2 separate regions of the Homo sapiens genome follow, and region 1 is linked to region 2. A link is a contact called in ENCODE Hi-C or POLR2A ChIA-PET data. All regions are on one chromosome and are shown on one strand. The core of a region is the stretch at or near the end of the contact, and the rest is flanking DNA. Distances in the headings are between cores, read along the strand shown. Region 1 holds the start of TMTC2 (transmembrane O-mannosyltransferase targeting cadherins 2). Region 2 holds the start of NAP1L1 (nucleosome assembly protein 1 like 1).

What was found. A loop is a pair of places that touch in the nucleus more often than their neighbours do. ChIA-PET counts read pairs that join two places held with the same protein, here RNA polymerase II (POLR2A). Pooled maps may share reads with other maps.
Region 1: a map of naive thymus-derived CD4-positive, alpha-beta T cell shows a loop between it and region 2 (14-fold over the local background). The contact joins the promoter of TMTC2 here to the promoter of NAP1L1 in region 2. A Hi-C loop is called at or near these places in 1 of 168 maps with a recorded cell type or tissue (naive thymus-derived CD4-positive, alpha-beta T cell) and 4 of 50 pooled maps. POLR2A ChIA-PET finds 5 or more read pairs at or near these places in 1 of 52 experiments (T-cell).

What each region holds. Positions count from the first base shown.
Region 1 is chr12:82,683,076-82,688,389 of GRCh38, forward strand. It overlaps TMTC2 (transmembrane O-mannosyltransferase targeting cadherins 2), which reads left to right and starts at 3,831. Exons shown (of 12, transcript NM_152588.3): 1 at 3,831-4,594. The coding sequence starts at 4,512. RefSeq lists silencers at 2,782-2,861, 3,712-3,811, 4,382-4,431, 4,792-4,851 and enhancers at 3,292-3,441, 3,462-3,671.
Region 2 is chr12:76,082,686-76,088,480 of GRCh38, forward strand. NAP1L1 (nucleosome assembly protein 1 like 1) reads right to left here and starts at 2,000. Exons shown (of 15, transcript NM_004537.7): 1 at 1,882-2,000. It overlaps LOC124902970 (a long non-coding RNA gene), which reads left to right and starts at 2,400. Exons shown (of 2, transcript XR_007063379.1): 1 at 2,400-2,482; 2 at 3,526-4,048. RefSeq lists silencers at 1,315-1,384, 1,435-1,494, 1,565-1,614, 1,755-1,834, 2,275-2,434 and an enhancer at 1,730-2,271.

The DNA of each region.
Region 1 (5,314 bases), core at 2,581-5,080, 6.6 Mb after region 2:
AACAAAGGACTGAGAATGCAGAACAAATGCAGGGTAGGTCGGGGCTACTATAAAAAGGAATTCATTGAGGAAGTGGTGAGGTAGCAGATGTGTGGAGCCTACTTCAGGAAAATAAGGGCTTAGCGCTTTTTTGGCCAGTATTGTGTCTAAGGTAGAAAATTCAAGCCAGCCATCCTAATTTCCTTCACCTGTGGAGAGCAACTGTCGCTTTAAATAGAACATACACATATTCAGAACTGATGCTGCAACCTTACATCAAATAAGTACACCTTGATAAACTAAAAACCTATGTCCTCAGATTTTAAATGATCTCCAACAATAATGATGACATCTTTAATCTGATTTTCCTCCTAAAGTTGTTCCAGGAAGGTAGAAAATTCAGGAATTGGCTGCTTCTCAGCCCTTGGAGAGCAATCTAAAAGAGACCATGGCTTAATGCTCTGGAAGGATATTGAAACCTACATTAAATTATAATAGAAAAATTTGTTAAAAGCAACTGGATTTCTCAAACACAGCTAGGTTTTCAGCCTTCTGTTTATCAGGGAAGGCAAGATGTGCCATTTTACAGCCCATCTCCCAGTCACCTAGGCTTCCAATTCAGAGGTATTGGGAGGTGGGGAAAGGAGAAAACGAGGAGATGGAGGAGTGTATAAAATTTATTTAAAACTATTGGAGCCATGGCTGGGCGCAGTGGCTCATGCCTATAATCCCAGCACTTTGGGAGGCCAAGGCAAGTGGATAACTTGAGGTCAGGAGTTCAAGACCAGCGTGGGCAACATGGTAAAACCCCCGTCTCTATTAAAAATACAAAAATTAGTCGGGCTTGATGGCACACACCTACAATCCCAGCTACTGGGGATGCTGAGGCAGGAGAATCGCTTGAGCCCGGGAGGCAGAGGTTGTAGTGAGCCAAGATCGGGCCACTGCACTCCAGCTTGGGCGACAGAGTGAGATTCTGTTTCAAAAAAAAAAAAAAATTAAAAATTAAATTAAACTATTGGAGCCTTAAAAATGAACACAGCTGTGGAAAAGGCTTACAAGCTTTTAGCATGTGGAACCCAAAGCTCTCTAATATTTTTACATATCTGAGTCCTCTTAATAACTGAAGAGACCTGTCCATGTGACTCCCCTTCACGGGTATTCCTGCAGACTTGATGTATTCTGAAAAACTGTGAACCTGCTCCCTTCCTCTCTCCTTGGTTAATACTTCACGATCTTTAACACTAACGACAAACAATAAATCAGCGATGAAAATTTTTGGATTTTCCAGCTGTTACGTAGTTTCTCCTAAGCACATTTATTTTGTTCATTTATTAACAATCTTTTTAAAGTTTCTTCTCCGTGTCCAGATGTTATAGGCTCTGGGTTTTATGTGGAAAAGAAGACTGACAGGATCCCTGACCTCATGGAGCTTCCACTCAGTGGTGCTTCCAGATACTAATACATACTATGAAGAAACTAATACATGGTGGTTGGATAGAGATTGATGGGGGAGAGCCTACTTTATTTCTGAGGTTATGCCATTTGAGCTAAGACCTGAATGGTGAGAAGGAGCTAGAGAAGGTTTGAGGAGAAGAACCTCATGCAGGAGGAAGAGAAAGTGGTTAGTTCCTGAGAAGGATGTCTGTGTTGTACACATATGAACACAACATGAAGCGGGAGGGGTAGTCTGGGCTAAATGAAGGCTTGGCTGGCCATGGTAAGAATTAGTTTTATTAGCTGTAAAACAGGAAGTTGTTGGACATTTAAAAATACAACAGGAAGTTGTGGAACATTTAAAAATTGGGAATGTATAGGTTTTCAAAGGAAACTTCTGCCTAAAGTTAAAATTGGGGAAGGGAGGCATTGCAGGGGTAGAAGTACGGGGACCACTTAGAGGGCTACTGCATTTGTCTATGCAGGAGATGAGGGCAGCTGGGCTGTGGACTCAAGTAGTAAAGATGTGATAGGATGTGTTTTGGAGGTAACTGTCCAGGTTTTTGTTAACAAGTAAAATGAAACGAGGAAGCTAGAAAGCATAGTAATAATGATATACTAGCTAATACTTCTGTAGCACTTTCCTGGTCCCTTTTAGATATTTTACATAGGTTAACTACTTTAATACTCATAATAACAGTACTCATAAGATAAGTACTATTATTATCACTGTTTCATAGATTAGAAAACAGAGTCACAAAGAGGTTGAACGACTGGCCAAAGATCGCCCAAATAGTAATAGCAGAGTATGCACTCAAACTTAAACATCTGATCCCACAGTATGTGTTCTTCCTTCAGTGTTCTAGGACACCATATACATATTTTATATATACTATATATATCTCAGCATGTAAGTGCATTGGAGAGACACAGAGCATCAGGATGGACTAACTGATATGATTTTCAAAATTTTCAAGTGAGCAAAGGTTATGGAGGAAAAGGGTAAAAGATCAGTCCCTACCTGTAAAGACATAATTCCTTTTATTTTTGTTTACATATATTTGTCCAGGGCACAAAAAATGTGCTACTGTGGATGGCATAACAGGTATAATATTAATAAATATTCATCATTTTATCTGTGTGTATCCAATACAGATTTCTCAGATTTCCTTGTGAAATCAGGGAAATATGTAGCTTTGTTCTACAGAAGCCCAGACCACGGTATTTTCTTTCCAGGCCACTGCTAGACACCCAGGGGGCTCAATTTCTTGCCACAGTTTCGGAGAGCTTGCTGGTTAGGTGCTGCTCTTGGTTGGAACCAGTCGGCCCGCATGCAAAACAGACCTGTCTTCCACACCTTGTGGTTACTATGCAGCAGGGGGCGCTGCAGTAGTGTACATCGCGGTGCACCGGAGCTACTCTCCTGGCCAGAAAGCCAACAAGCCGGGAGGAGGCGTGTCAGGCAGCCCTGGGTCCTCTTTGGTCTTGCAACTTTAGTACCCAGAGCTTGTTCTACACAGACCATTCTACACCATATTTCACCATGTTGGATGCTTTCCATCCAGTCCTGCCTCCGAGCGGAAAGGAAAGGGCATTAGCTTACTGCCTTACTAGGTTTAAGTATAATGCTGTACCGGCTTGCACTAGAGGTTTCTCTCCTGTGTTCTCAGGGTCAACCCGACAGTCCCTCTGAAACCACGAAGGGGTCCCCGGGCAGTTGCTGCGGGGTGTGTGTGTGTCTTTCTTTCCCTTTTTGGGGTCCTTTCTTTTTAACCTTACTGAAGGAGGAAACGTTTCTCTCCCTACACGTCTTTCCACTGACATTGTGGCCAACCGTAGGCTAAGAGCTGAAATCTCTCCTTCCTAAGTTGCCTCCAAGCTCTCCAATACTACCTCCTCCCCCCCATTTAGTCTCACACACAGTGTGCGTGAGAGATCGCCAGTGAGTTTGTGACAACCGAAGCTGCAGCAGTCGCCAAACCTGTTCTTCCTCTCCCGGTCTCAGAAGTCTCTCCAGCTGACCGGACTTACGCCTGGCAGCTCTTGGCACACACAGCGCTGTGGCTGAGATTCAGCCGTGCCAGGCGCTGCCAGGCAGCAGCGGGGCGACCGACCACCTCCTCCTCGACCTCCTTTCTCCCAGCTTCCCCTCCCAGGGTGCACTGTATCTACTCCTTTGGGCTGTCTTCCAGCCGTCGCCCTTGGGTCCCGGGGGCTTTCCAGAGTGAAATCGAAGGTGAAAGAAACAAGAGGACGGGAGGCTGGTAGGAGGAGCCTCCAGGCCGGGGAGGGTGGGAGGAGCCTCCAGCCCGAGGGGCAGGGTAGGAGGAGCCTTCCGGGAGGATCTGGGTGGAGAAAGGGGCTGGGCCAAGCCGGGATGGAGGGTTGGTCACGCAGGCGCGGGGGGCCGCGTCGAGAACCCCACGCGGGAGCTTCTGGAGTCTCCAGCCACCGCTTCTCACTTCACTGGAGAAGGGAGCTGGGGCTGGGGCTGGGGCTGGGGCTGGGAGGGAGCTAATAAACATTGAATGTGCAGCAGCTGCCTTGGCGGCCGGAGTCCGCCCGAGCGACACCGGAGCAGTGCGCCCGGGAGGCGGCGAGGGGAGGCGGTTCGCCTTGTCCCTCCCACCCGCGCCTCTTTCTCTCTCTTCCTCCAGCTGGTCCCAGAGCCCGGCTTGGTCCGGTCCCTCTGCCCCCATCCCGCACCCTTCCACCTCCTCCGAGTCCCACTCCTCACCTAGGACGCCCCAAACTGCCATGGGTTAGGGTGGGGATCGCGACCCGCGCGAAAGACCAGCCCTGCGCTTCCGCCGGGGGACGCGGAGCCCAAACGCCGCTCACCGCTTGCGGGCGCCGGGCATGGGGAGTGTGGTGTGAGCCCGCACCCGGGGAGGACGCAGGAGCTGCGGAGACGGGCGCGAGGAGGAGGAGAGGAGTCGTGGATTGGAAGGACCCGAGGGAGGGAGGGTGGGGAAGCGAGGGAAAAGTGAAGCTGGGAGGAGAAGGCGGCGGAAGGTGGAGATTGATGCTTCTGTTTTTTGTTGCCGCTGCTGCCCTCGCGCTGGGAGCCGAGCCGGAGGGAAGGCGGTGGAGAGATGATTGCAGAGTTGGTGAGCAGCGCTCTGGGGCTCGCCTTGTATCTCAACACCCTGAGTGCGGATTTCTGCTATGATGACAGGTAAGGGGCCGAGAGGAGGGGGCGACGGGCTGCAGGGGGCACACTCCGCAGTGGCTCTGAAGCTTCCCTCTTTAAGGCTCAAAGTGCGTCTTGGAGGAACTGGTTCAGCACCTGATGGTTTAGGCGACACGTAAACATTAACACCTAAATCAAACACCGGGGACGTGAGGCGCGCTGGGCGGGCCGAGGGAGTTTCCGCTCCTAGTTTGCAGCAGGTTCTCTCCCTTGCTTCTCGGCTGTTGGCAGACGCTTGAGTTTCTTAGCGGAAATCCCGGCAATTTGGGAAACTGTTTAATGAACGTATTAAATTAAAGTCTTAGGTATTCCTTGATGCAACAAAGCACATTAAGTGATTTTACGTCTGGTTGGGAGGAAGCCTCTCCTCGATCCCTGATAGATCCTCCCTGTCCCGTTTCCTTTTATTGATGGGACACTTTTATTTCCCGAAGTTAAAACACACGTTTGATAGTTGCCAAAATTGTGAAAAGGGAGATCGTTCTCTGCTTTAACTTTCCCTTTTAACGTGTATAGACTTTTACTTTGAGCCAAAATAATGCTGCTGATGGTCTCTCCCGCCGCCCTAGCCTCCTTCACCAATCCATTGGGCAGCACTTTATAAAAGCCTCGGCTTTCTCATTTCTGTTTGGGAGTTGTACATTAGATGTTAGTGGTTCTTTTGTACTAATTGGAGAAGAAGACGCCCCTAGAGACTGAAGTTGT
Region 2 (5,795 bases), core at 750-3,249:
CTTCAAACAAGCTTGAAACACAAGAGTGCCTTGAAAATAACTGTAAAAGTCATTTACTTCCCTTCGATTTTTAAATGGTACCCTATACATAAAAGGTTTTTCCCTTATTCAATCAAAGGTAATGTATATTACTTCCAAAGTATAGGAGTATTAATTTAAGCTGACCAAAAAAAGAGGACCCAGATACTCGTTTCCAAAGATGTTTTGAATCCACCTATTTTCAAAAGGCCAAATTTCATTTTACAGCTCTTGTGAAACCAGGCAAGCAGTGTAAATTTTAAAATGCAGCAGTGGGATATCTTCAAATGTAGCAGTGAGATTTTTAAAATGTAGTTGTTTCAAAACTGATCAGTGACCGTCTAAAATACGGGCTCCTTGAGGACATCCTGCGCCTGGTTCATCCTTTTTGCACTCTCAAAGTCTAGCCTTCCCAGATGGGACCTCAGTCCCAGCCCCCCTACACTGCCATCCCCCAGATCTTTAGGGCAGTAGGGTTCATTGACAAGGTTGCAGGCTACAAACTTGGCAAAGTTTATACTAACACCTCATTCCATCCCACCTCCCATCTTAAAAAGGAAACCGTTAAGTATCTTATTCTAGTGACTTCAATAAAGGAACTAATTTATAAGACAGCCAAGAACAATTAAAGTCATAAAGGGCCAAACATTTTATTTTCATCTAAGAACCGTTTGCAGGGGTGGTCCGATCTTTTGGCTTCCCTGGGCCACACTAGAACTGTCTTGGGCCACACGTAAAATACATTAACTAGCTGATGAGCTTTTTTTTCCAAAAAAAAAAAAAAAAAAAAAACCTCATGAATTTGTGTTGGGCCACATTTAAAGCCGTCCTGGGCCGCGGGTTGGACAAGCTTGGTTTAGGGGTTTAGATCGATCAGGATCAATACTCCCCAAATAAAAAACCCTGATCAAGACACCCATCTAACAGTACCTGGGAAACACAATAACAACCTTTTGCTAATAACAGTTAATATAAGCGCTATATACGCGTTAACTTTTTAAAATACTAGCAGTGGAGGCCCTTCCTTATCATCAGCTAACATCCACAATCTCTGGTACCAATAAAAAGATTAAGACCAAAGAGAAGCAGGGAAGAGTTTGAAACCCAGGGACAGGGCTTACTCGCTTACCCTTCCTTTTCACATTCCACCGTCTCTACAACTTTCAAAGTAAGCACAGACCGAGGGCAAGGGTCTCCAACCAGGCCCAGCCAGTGGCCATGAAGCCCATTACCACGTGTGGAGCGAAGCCGCCGGGGGTTTCCCCTCCCCGCGCGGCCGCCCCCAATGGGCGGAGAGCCCGGGAGCGTCGCAGCCTCCCCCGCCCCCTCCCCGCCTCGGGGACTCGTCCCTCCACAGCCCCTCCCTCCCGTCGGAATTCGCAGCCTCCGCCGTTCTTTTCATCTCCCAGCGGCCTCCCTCCTGGTATTATTTTTGAGGGAAAAGCAGGGGGGTGTCCAAGAGGCGGCCGGCTCTGCACTCGGCCCGGCCCGTACGCCGGGGGCCTCCCGGTCCTCGCGGCGCAGCCGAGTCTCAGGGCACCCGGGCGTCACCGCGGCCTCGCTCCGGTCCACGCGGAAAAGACGGTGGAGCTCAGAGAACCTTAGGCCTCCAGGCCGCGCCAACCCCTACGTCGCCTCAGCCGTCCCCGATAAAAGCGCTGGTCGGCCCCGGGGCCCCTCTCAGGCTCCGGGGTCCGGACTCCGCGGTCCTGTCCGACCTCACAGGACGACCCCGGAGGCCACGGGCGGCCAGCGGCCCCGACTCCCGGCTCCCAGTCCCTCCATCCCTCCGGCCCTCCCATCTGCGCAGGCCGCCCAGCCAACACCACGTTCCCCCTTCCCTTCCAGGCCCCCATCCGTTACCGGCGACTAGTATGGGGAGCCAGGCGGCCGGAGCTGCGCAGGCAGTGACTCAGGGCGGCAGCGGCAGCAGCAGCGGGAGGAGCAGGAGGCGGCGCCGCGAGCAGATGGCGCTAAAAAAGACCCAAGAGCCCGCCGCTCGCGCTCATATACAATTAGCGTCAGCACGTAGGGCCCTTTCGCCGCCCTCCTCCCGGCCTTGTAGTCTCCCAGCAACGCGAGCGAGAGGCGGGTCCAGGCCGGGTTGCCTAGCAACTGAACCGTCCTCCTTCCCCGGCGACCTCCATACCCCCACCGAGGACTCCTGCAGCCCCGAGGCCCAGGCGCCGCGCTTGGGCTCCTCTGGTTCCCGCCGGTGTCTAACCTCCTCTGTTAAGCACCCCACCATATCTTTTCTCCCTGCTGAGCCGGAAAGGAAATTTCAACCCCATCAGTTGTGGGGAAGGCCTGGCCCGCGTGCCCGGCGCCCGGCCCGCCCCGCCCCCTTCGGCGTTGTGCTGGGAACGCTCAGGGCTGGCGCCAGTCGCCTGGTCCCTCGCTCGCCGCAGCCTAGACGGCGGACGCTCCCTGTCAAGGCCTAATTCCTGCAACTCGCCGGCCCCCGGTAACCGTTTTCCTTCCCCGCCTAAGAAAAACAGTTTTTTCCTCTAGACCACTTCGGCGGCCTCTTCTGACAGTTTTGCTTCTCCTATGCCAGCGGGTCTCCGCGCCTTTAGGGGGTGCTCGTCATCCTTTGCCCCCCAACCCCCCGCCACATCCTCGTAACTGATGTACAGTCCGTCAGTTCGGCTTCAGTTCTTTTGACGGATGAAAATGGCATATTTGTGCATTCTCTGGATGCGTTATAATGAGGACACTCAGTACGTCCGTTGTTTCATCTTTCTGAAAAAGTAAATCACATTAAATCCTCAGGCTTGTAAAACCTCATAGCTAATTTTCAAGTGATGATGAATTGACTAATACTAACTCAAAAAGTTGTTCTCAGAGTATGGTCTGAGGGTCCCCAGACCCTTTCATGGGGAAGGTCAAAACTATTTCCATATTAATGTCAAGACTGCCTTTTGCATTCTCATTCTCTCACAAGTGTACAGTGGGGTTTTCCGGAGGCTACGTGACATGTGATAAGGAAACAGACTGAAAATAGAAGCAGATAGGAGAATCCAGTCATCTGCGGTTAAACCAGACGTTAAAGAGATTTGCAAAAACTCGATTTGGGGGCAAGGGGGAGTAGTTATTTTTCATATAAAAATTATTTTTTGTTAATATTTGATTGCTTTATTGTTTTTAAATGAAATACTCTTAAAATTTCTCACTTTTAATTTCTGATATAAATATCAGTATCAGTAATGCACATAAAAGTTCTTTGGGGTCCTCAACTTTTAAAGGAGTGTAAAGGAATCCTAAGACCACAAAGTTTGAGAACCTCTTCTCTAAATCTTGCATTTATTGAAACTTCAAACTGCCTAGAATCCCCTATTGTAATCCACACATTTAGCAACTTTATCTTCCGTTTTAGGGGATACAATGTTTTCCTTGGCCCTCCAGAACCTCATTGAAATTATTTGCCTTCCCACTCTATACTGCAGACGACTCTGTTTATTCATTCATTTTAGTTTTTCATATACAATTCCTTTGTTGTTCTCATAGCCTATTCCTGTACACCCTTCTCAACAATGATGTAATGATACAAGGAGCATAATAGCATCAATAATGGATCTTCAGGAAGAACCCACTATACATAAACAAGGTAGACCAGTGCTCAGTTTGAACATAAATTTGACACATTAATTTCAATAAGAACTTCAGGAATGTTGCATTTTAATCAAAGCTGTGCACGATGCAAGGTAATTAGCATATTAAAATGAACTAAATAACTTTCACTTTCTTTCCATAAATCTTTATGGTAGCAGAATTTCTGAGACAAAATTGAGAAGTTAGCTTTTGTGGTGGTTTTTATCCCACACCAGAGAGCCTCATCAATTTTCGGCACTTCGCTCATGAAGGCTCTGGATTTTTTAGGTTTCACCACCCCCCCACCAACCCCTATAACTTAGGTGTTATCATTACCAGTACATATGCTCTTTCCCCCTTTTCTCCAGCTTCCTCTTCTTTTTTCAGTGTATCCTAGCCAATCTAAGAAACTAAACAATAAAATATTTCTAATAATGCATGCCTTTGTAATATAGTCTTTTGAACCAGTTTGTAAATCTAAGTCTTTGCCATTAAAGTTCAGGGAAGGGCAGACATTTATGCATTCATTCAACAAATATTTATGTCAGGCACAACTTCGGACTCTGGAAATACAGCATTTAGTAAGAAAGACACGGTTCTTGATTTTATTGAAGTTATGGTCTAGTGAGGTGAGGCAAATGATTAGAGATAAAATAATTTTACTAATAAAATATTAGTAATAAAACAATTTCACTTATCAATAATAAATAATTGATAAGTGAATGCTATAAAGAAAATAAAATGAGAAAAGGGGTAGGAGGTGACTGACCTGAAGATACCTTTGAGCTTTTTTTTTTTTTTTTTTTCGACGGAGTCTCACTCTGTTGCCCAGGCTGGAGTGCAGTGGCGCGATCTCGGCTCACTGCAACTTCTGCCTCCCGGTTTCAAGCAATTGTCCTGCCTCAGCCTCCCGATTAGCTGTGACTACAGGCAGGCGCAACCACGCCCAGCTAGTTTTTTTGTGTTTTTAGTAGAGATGGGGTTTCACCATGCTGGTCAGTCTGGTCTCGAGCTCCTGACCTCAAATGATCCGCCTGCCTCAGCCTCCCAAAGTGCCGGGGTTACAGGTGTGAGCCTCTGCATCCGGCCACCTTTGAGCTTTTTACATTGGCCCCTCTTATACCCCCAAATCACACAATGTAGTTAACTCATCTAACTTAATTGCAATAAATGGTGACCCTGGTCACTGATCTTGGGCCATGCGAAATTTTCTGTTGCAGTTCCTTTTCTCATGCTCTCTTTGGAAGCATATATACTAAAATTAAAGGTCCTTTTTTCTCTATCTCCCATGATTTTCATTTGGTAGACTTTTATAGCATTGTAGCCTGGAGGCTTAGAGGGGTGGCTTTGGAGTCAAACAGCCTATTTTGTCCCCATTTTTCTACCACTTAATAGCTGTGTAACTTTGGATAAGTCAGTTAGCCATCCCAGGTTTCATTTTCCACATCTGTAAAATGGGGAAAATAAGCATGCATTTTTCATAGGGCTGTTGTGAAACTTAAAAAAATTTTTTTTTTTTTAAGTCAAGAGGGATCTTGGTATATTACCCAGGCTGGTCTTGAACTCCTGGACTCAAGAGATCCTCCCACTTCAGCCTCCCAAAGTGTTGGGATTACAGGCATGAGCCACCTTGCCCAGCTGTGAAACTTTTGGAGACAGAGTCTCACTCTGTCACCCAGGCTGAGGTGCAGTGGCGCAATCTCGGCTTACTGCAACCTCTGCCTCCCATGTTCAAACAATTCTTGTGCCTCAGCCTCCCAAGTAGCTGAGACTGCAGGTGCGCGCCACCACATCCCACTAATTTTTTTGTATTTTAGTAGAGATGGGGTTGCACAATGCCCAGGCTGGTCTCAAACTCTTGAGCTCAGACAATCCACCCGCCTCGGCCTCCCAAAGTGCTAGGATTACAGGTGTAAGCCACTGTGCCTGGCTCAGCTGTGAAACTTTAAATAACACATTTAAGTTGCTTAACATAATGCCTGACATATATAGTGACCGCTCAATAAAAGGTAACCATTTTTAACCTCTTACTGAAGTTTTGTTTTTATTTTTGTTTTATTTAAAGGTTTAAGGAACTACCCCGAAGTCTTCTGATAGTGTCTGACACTTTTTGTGACATATTTTATTAAAAGCTATCTAGTCACAGCTTTTAAAAGACATTTTCCTGAGCTGAAATAATCCACACC